Regions from separate parts of the Homo sapiens genome. Here region 1 is linked to region 2. Evidence: read pairs that join two places in POLR2A ChIA-PET (ENCODE). Cell type or tissue: MCF 10A. All regions are shown on one strand.

Region 1 (4,000 bases), 190 kb after region 2:
CAGCCTGGTGACAGAGTAAGACTGTCTCAAAAAAAAAAAACACAACAAAAATGTCTAGGAGCAGAGAGTAGACTAGTGGTTACTGGAGGCTAGGACGGGTAGCAGCAGAGATTGGATAGGGAGAAGTTGGTTAATTAATACAAAATTACAGCTAGGGAGGAGGAATAAGTTCTAGTGTTCTGCAGCACTGTAGGGTAACTATAGTAAACAACCATTTATTGTATTTTTTCAAATAGCTAGAAGAGAGGATTTCGAATGTTACAAACACAAATAAATGATAAAGATTTGAGGTGACAAACTGCTAATTACCCTGATTTGATCATTATACATTGTATACATGTATCAAAATATCACATTGTACCCCCAAAATATGTACAATTATGATGTATCAATTAAAAATATAGACTTAAACATTCTTATATGTTAAATGAAAATAATTTAGGAACAGCTATACTCTAAAAGAAAGTGTTCTGATCATATTCTATAAGAACAAGAAAAAGGATGAGAATGTGAGGGAAAGTTGGTTTCTGTGATAACCTCAAGTCTAATTAGAAGCAGTAATACATTGAGGCAGTCACAGAATCGTCTGTTCTAGTGATACACCAAGAAAGAAGTATTAATAAGTATTTAATATGGGTGTTCTATAAATTATCCCTCTAAAGTTTTTGTACTCTTTTGAGCTTCTTGAATATGTGAATTTCTTTCTCAGCAAATTTGGAAAATATTTGGCCACGACTTTTCAAACATTCTTCTAGAACCCTAATCGCACGCACTGCATCTATTTGAGAGCTTTTGGTTTGGTTGCTGAGGCTTCTTCGCTCGCTTTCTTTTTATCCCTTTTTCTCTTTGCTCTTCAAATTGGTTAATTTCTATAGATTGAAGTCCAAGTTCACTGAATCTTTCTTTTGACCTCTGCACTCTCCCGTTATGCCCATTTAGTAAAATTTTCATTTTAGATATTGTATTTTCAGATCTAGAATTTCCATTTGGCTGTGCTTTCCTAGTTGTTCATTAATTACAAGTATAATTTCCTTTATGTCCCAGAGCTGAGCTTAAAAATCCTTATCTGTTCATTACAACATCTAGGTGATTCTGGGTCAATCTTCATTGAAACTCCCCTTCAGTTTCTTCGAATATCTGATTTTGGATCCTGTTCTGGATGTTGCAAATGATTTGCTGTAGAGGTTCTGAATTATGGTATATTTCTCTGCAGAGTATTGAATTTCCATTTTAGCAGACAGTTAACTAAACTGGACGGAAACTCCAAACACTGTCTCTCTAGTGTGGTGCCTTCCTCCAAGTGTGGACTCCCCTTACTTCTGCCTGCTTCTCTCCAGTGCCTCCAGATAGTTGTTTTTTAAAAATATTTTGACTAGTGTTTATAGCTGTTACTTCCAAGAGATTTAGTCTGATAGGAGCTGCTATTCTGCTACCAGAACCTGGAAGTCCTTTGCACTCTTTTGAACTATCAAATTTTAGTGATATTCCTACCTCAGGAATCTACTTCTAGGCATTATCGTTTATAAATTGTATCTTTTCTATGGCATGTTTTGATTGAGCTATCAAATCCACGTGCAATGTGCTATGATGGAAAATGCCTGCTGGGGGTGTCAGGAGACCTGCTTTCCCTAAACCTGCTGGCCTTGGACTGCCCACTCCCCCCTTATGGAGCCTGTTGTCTCACGCATGAAGTGTGCAGGCCTGACTGCTGACATTGCTGGAAAAAGCAAATCTCAGTAAAAGATCAGGGGGATGCTTTTATTCTGAAAAAGAAGCGTTTGATGAAATAGGAGTTTTTACATCTTGGTGGGAGATAGGCCGTCCTTGCCCCCCACCCACACCCTTACGTTTAATTTTTAAGCCCAAGTGATGAACTTCTAATTGTAGAAGCAGGTGTACATTTAGGGTTGAGGTGAGAACATTTCAGAGGCCAGGTAGGTCCTCTAGGTCTCTGTGAACATGCACGCACCCCCCTGCCCTAGACACATCTCTCATAAGTCTCAATCTAAGTCAACACTGAAAATAGATCTTAAGGCAAGAATTTTGTCCCTTCTGTATTCTAAATGTAAACTAAACTGTAAGTCCATGTGTAATTATTCTGGCCTGGAGGCTGCAGTGCTATATACACACTGCGGCACTGTGAACACTTCCCAAGTTTATTTAGTGCTGAGTGCTATGCCGTGCATGTCAGAGCTGAGAATAATCCTGTCTGTGGTCTCCACTCCTCTGGGGCATTCTTAGTGCTCTGTGACTAACATGCAGGACCTGTCATGTGAGCCCCAGGAAGGGCTGTTGAATCATGCCAATCTGAGAGGCCAACAACACGTCAATTAACTGGAAACATTAACTAGGAGCAGGGTGGGGGAGGGGAGAAACGTGAGTTGGGGAGAGAGAGACACACACACACGGACAGAGACGGGAGAGGAGAGAGAGATGAAGAGATAGAGAGGAGGAGAGGGAAGGGAGGATAGGCAGGAGAGAGCCAAAAAGATAGAGAGTGAAAGGAAGAGAGAGATAAGAGAGAAGGAAAGATGAGAGGGAGGAAGATGGAGAAAGTAGAAGAGCAGGAAACAACAGTTGGAGAGAGAGAAAGAAGGAGAGAGAGAAAGAGAGACACTGAGCCCTGGGGACAGAGGGAAGGACAGCTGGGCTGGAGGCAGGGGGCCTGGGAGCCTGGTCAAGTCAGTCCATGAGGCTGCTCTGAGACGTCACTGGGGGCAGGGAGAGAGTTATCCAGAACTTTAGTACAGTCTTCTTTCTAGAAAACAGTGCTACCAGAAAGGGCTTATGTCCAGATCTGAGGTGCACTTACTTGTTCCCGAAGATCCAAATCTAAGTTGCTTTTAGATTCTACTCTGTGCTTCCACGGAGTCTACTCTAACGACCTTGGCCAGGTCTCTGGCCTCCATCAAGGAACGACCAGAATTCCTGGGTCTGGCCACAGGTTTTGGCCCCGCCTCAGAGGGTTGGGTGAGGGGGCTTAGCAGGTGTAGGAGAGCTTGCTCTGGGCAGTAGCTGTGGGCCTTACTTCTGTATTTGCCGCAGTATCTGATTTGCCCTGTAGAGCATTTATGTCACTAGGTTTTTACAAAAGTTGCTTTTTGACTTATTGCCTTAGTGACGAGTTGTCAGGTTTTTCTCTGTTTAAGTGGCTACAGCTGAATAGCTCAGGCCAAACTTAAAGCTCACACTTGAGACTTGACGTGCTCAGCTCCTGCTAAAGAGGCTCCAGGGCAGCGCCTGCCTTTCCGGGAAGCTCCCCTGAGGGTCACCGAGGCTGCAGAGAACACCCGGTGATGACTGCATGGATCTCCTTCATCTGCTGGGATTCAAGCTGTGTTGCTGGTGAGGCAAAGGGCCCCTTCTCTCCAGGTTCTAGCACAGCCTCACCACCAGGAGCTCCTTCCAGAAACGATGGTGCTGGCAGCTCTGACTAAACAGTTAGGCCAATAGGGAACTAGAGGAGCTGGGTTCAAACCTCTTTTCCAGTATCTTGTTGGGCTGAGAGCCCTTGGAGGAAGGGTTTCAGTGTGAGTCTGGAGAAAAACAGATCCAAACTCAGCGTCATAAAAACATGCGGTTGGAACACCTGTCCTTCATCTGGCTTCAGGAGAGGGCTACAGGCTTGAAGATGCTTCTCCACAACTCCGGAGAAAGCAGCATTTGCCCTTTGTTTCTTTGGGAGCTGCCAGGGCATGTCTTACAAGAAATCCCTACTTCCACCCCTACTTCCACAGCTGACCCACCACATATGATGTGTGTGTCAAAGATGACCGTCAATAGTTAGGACGTCAGCTGAGCCTGTGGCCTCCATCGGGTGGGAGGTGGTCCTGGTGAAAAACAATAGTCAAATGGCCTCAACCATTCCCTCTCTCCTCGGGAAAGCTGTGATGATGGTGGAGTAAAGGGGAGATGCCTTTCCAGGCCCCATGCAGTTGGTGTTTCTGTTCTTCATGTCGCCAGCTGCATTTCCATTTTGGAAAGGCTGGGCTCCTCAGGT
Region 2 (4,000 bases):
GTTTCTCCATGTTGGTCAGGCTAGTCTTGAACTTCCTAACTCAGGTGATCCACCCGCCTTGGCCTCCCAAAGTGCTGGGATTACAGGCGTGCGCCACCGCGCCCGGCTAATTTTGTATTTTTAGTAGTGACGGGGTTTCTCCATGTTGGTCAGGCTAGTCTTGAACTTCCTAACTCAGGTGATCCACCCGCCTTGGCCTCCCAAAGTGCTGGGATTACAGGCGTGCGCCACCATGCCCGGCTAATTTTGTATTTTTAGTAGTGACGGGGTTTCTCCATGTTGGTCAGGCTAGTCTTGAACTTCCTAACTCAGGTGATCCACCCGCCTTGGCCTCCCAAAGTGCTGGGATTACAGGCGTGCGCCACCATGCCCGGCTAATTTTGTATTTTTAGTAGTGACGGGGTTTCTCCATGTTGGTCAGGCTAGTCTTGAACTTCCTAACTCAGGTGATCCACCCGCCTTGGCCTCCCAAAGTGCTGGGATTACAGGCGTGCGCCACCGCGCCCGGCTAATTTTTTATTTTTAGTAGTGACGGGGTTTCTCCATGTTGGTCAGGCTAGTCTTGAACTTCCTAACTCAGGTGATCCACCCGCCTTGGCCTCCCAAAGTGCTGGGATTACAGGCGTGCGCCACCGCGCCCGGCCTCTGCAGACCCCTTCCTAAGCATCATTCTGCCTGTGGCCCTTGCGGGGGTTTGTATCTGGCACGCTGCGGAGTGAGAGCAAACAGTGTCACCGTCCCTGTAGGGGGCTGCATCGCCTGATACGTGGAAGCTGAAGGGTCTAGATACGCACATGCACGTCTCCCAGGGCGTTGTAGTCTCCTCTAGAAAAAGCTAGTCCTGAGTGAAGCAGGACGTACAAGAGACAAATTCTTATAGCGGCGGAAACCATTTATCCGCATGGGGAATCTGACGACCATTGTAATAAAAGTGAATTGAGACGATTATCTGAATGGTTCAACTGAGTTCAGGGCATGGTATGTTTGGCTCTGCACTCTCCGGATCACTGTGTTACAACTGAAAGAATTCTGAGCTGGGAGCTGGAACCTCTGGGTTTCAGACCCACGTCTGCCACTAAGGAATATGTAAAGACACACTGTGGGGCCCCATTTTCTCCCGTGCAAAATTAGGGTTTCTTACTGAGCTTGAAAGTATGTGCGTTGATCCAAGACAGTCTAGTTTAGCTTTGTATTTTGTGTGTGAAAACACATTCCCTGAGGCAGAAAAAATACCAGCTTTGTGAAACTGTGCAACAGGGGAACCAGAATGGGCACAGATGCTTCTCCTTAGGGATGCTTCAGAATGAGCGGGCTACACCCTGGGGGACCCTAGGAACGCATCTTTATCTATTGGGGGTGGGACTTTCCGATTGTTTTTGAGAATTTATGTGGGGTCAAGAATCTAAGGCACAATTCTAGAGGGGACCTGGTTAGGTTCTTTATCCATAGCTAAAAGGCTTAGAGTCCACCCCGGGATGGTCGAAGCTTTCACCCCCCGGGCTCACTCGCAGGCAGGGGAGGCGCAGGGTGACCAGGGCCCTTTGGCCACGCAGCCCCATGCTTCCCGCACTGGCGGGAACCGTGCTCTAAGCAGAAAGGAGGCTTCTAACTGGGGAAGCTGATGGCACCGAGTGCGTCGCTTCCCAGAGATGTTTTCAGCCCCCACAGGCAGCCGACTTGGTCCCTGTCTGCAGAGAGGGCCTGGCCGGGCGGTCCAGAAAGGCCTCAGGCGCTCGCGCGGAGACCAGGCTGGGCCGGGACGGCGGCGCCGCTGTGCGCTTCTCCCCACCCAGCTGCCCACTGCGGCCTGGAGGGGTTTTCGACGGGGTGGAAGGGACTGTGGCAGTTTAAAGGCGCCGACAGGGAGGGTTGGCGGCGGCTGCGGGGGGCCAGCATGGGTTTCTTTGAAAAGGGATCCACCGAGCCCGGGCCCCACAGCTGCAGCTCCAGGCAGGACTGACAGGTGTCAAAGGGCGAGTCCCAAACCAAACACACCCTCGCCCGCACCCGGCATCCCGCGCCCCCCGCGTCGGCCGAGGGTCACTCGGGTGCCCCTCAGCCTGGTGTTTGCGCAGCTGGGGCCGGGTGCCTTTGCCCGGGATGGGCGCGCTGGGGCGAGGGGAGGAGAGAGGAGCAGGCGGGGGGAGGGGTAGGCTGGAGGGGGGCGGGAGGAGGGCTGGGCGGGGGGAGGGGTAGGCTGGGGGGGGGGGTAGGCTGGAGGGGGGCGGGAGGAGGGATGGGTGGGGGGAGGGGTAGGCGGGAGGAGGGATGGGTGGGGGGAGGGGTAGGCTGGAGGGGGGCGGGAGGAGGGATGGGTGGGGGGAGGGGTAGGCTGGAGGGGGGCGGGAGGAGGGGGGTGGGCGGGGGGAGGGGGTAGGCTGGGGGGGAGGCGGGAGGAGGGGGTGGGCGGGGGGAGGGGTAGGCTGGAGGGGGGCGGGAAGGGGGTGGGCGGGGGGAGGGTTAGGCTGGAGGGGGGGCGGGAGGGGGGTGGACGGGGGCAGGGGCGCGAGCCCTGCCCTCGGCGCGGGGGGCCACTTGGGCGCGGCCAGGCCTGGGGGCCTGGGCACAGTGAGCCCCGAACCCTCCTCCCGCGCCTGCGAGGAAGGCAGTTTTCTGGGCAGATGCTGGAAGGAGCTGTTGGGCTCGAGAGGTCCCACCGCCACCGCGAGGCTGCTGCCTGAGTGCAGGGTCCTGCAGCCGCACCGAGCGGCCCCTCCGAAGGCCGGCGTGCCTGCCGCCAGGTGCGGCTCCGCGGAATTCCAGCTTCGCCTGAACTAAAAGCAGCTGTGCAGCTTTCTGCCTTCATTGAGAAAACGGGAGCTGTGCCGTCGCCTTTCCTCCTGGGCTGCCTCCGACCCAGCACTGAGAAACCGAAACTCCCCGGGGCTGGGTGTGTGAAGGAGGGACAGGGAGGAGGCGACAGCCCAGGACCCTCCAATGCCCCCGCCCCGCCCGCCCAGTGTGATGTCCTTCTAGTCGTGGGATACTGAGCTTGGAAATGGTCATGAAATAGGGGTGCAAAACTCAAGCGACTCTGACAATTTTTTAGAAACGCTTATAGTCCCTGGGGAAACAAAGAAGGGGACCAGAAGCTAGGAGGGGACAGCATCCTACCAGACTCCAGGGTGTTCATTAGCAAGGAAGGATTTATTTTTTCTTTTGAGGGGAGGGCGGAACAGCCGGGATTTTTGGAACACTACCTTTGTCTTTCACTTTGCTGTTTGTGTGTTAACACGAATAAATCAGAAGCGACTTTAAATCTCCCTTCGCAGGACTGTCTTCACGTATCAGTGCAGACAAGAAAACAGTGGCTTTACAAAAAAGATGTTCAAGTAGGCTGCACTTTGCCTCTGTGGGTGAGGCACACTGTGGGAGAGACAAGGTCCCCTGGAACCAGAGGTGGGAAGGACAGAGCTGGCTGACTCCCTGCTCTCCCGCATTCTCTCCTCCATGTGTTTTGAAGAGGGAAGCAACATGTTGAGGTCTGATCATTTCTACCCAGGGAACCTGTTGTCCCCTGCCCCTAGTTGCTGGTCTGTTTCAGGTTTATTTTGGGGTCGGATTATTGGCCCTGTGGGTGCAAATGTCTACCTCTTGCCGTAATTCAACCCTATTATTATCACTCTTTATGATTACTAAGTAGATGTCATCCAAATCAGTCAAGACTCATCATCTGTTAACCTGATTTAGGGAAGATTGTTTCTCTCCCATTCCTGCCAAAAGAGAGCATCCTGAAATAAACGCCACCCTCCTTCCCCACCTCATTATATGTAGAGCTCAAATCATCCTCCTGTCCTGGGTAAGATGGGATCTACCCAAGAATGGCAGCCATGGCAATGAGGCCTGTTTCTAGTCTCTGCATTTCCCACAGTTTGTATTACTCTCTAAAATTTTGCAATCCATGCATTGTTAAAACTGTATTGCCTAGGAACCTACTGAAGAACAGGTGTTCACCCTGGTACTCCCACTGATGAAAATCCTCCGTTACATTTATAATATG

What was found. Peaks named below come from ENCODE experiments on the same cell type or tissue, not always from the same donor. Only the 100,000 strongest peaks of a DNase experiment are listed, where the experiment ranks them.
Region 1: POLR2A ChIA-PET joins it to region 2 with 5 read pairs; 3 of 35 experiments call an interaction of 5 or more read pairs at or near these places.

Annotation. Positions count from the first base shown.
Region 1 is chr6:1,130,166-1,134,165 of GRCh38, reverse strand. No RefSeq gene overlaps it. Among named protein-coding and RNA genes, the nearest start is that of LINC01622, 31 kb to the right of the region's middle. In MCF 10A, no CTCF peak of the experiment used is centred here; a DNase peak (open chromatin) is centred at 2,295.
Region 2 is chr6:1,315,434-1,319,433 of GRCh38, reverse strand. No RefSeq gene overlaps it. Among named protein-coding and RNA genes, the nearest start is that of FOXQ1, 5.3 kb to the right of the region's middle. In MCF 10A, no CTCF peak of the experiment used is centred here; no DNase peak of the experiment used is centred here.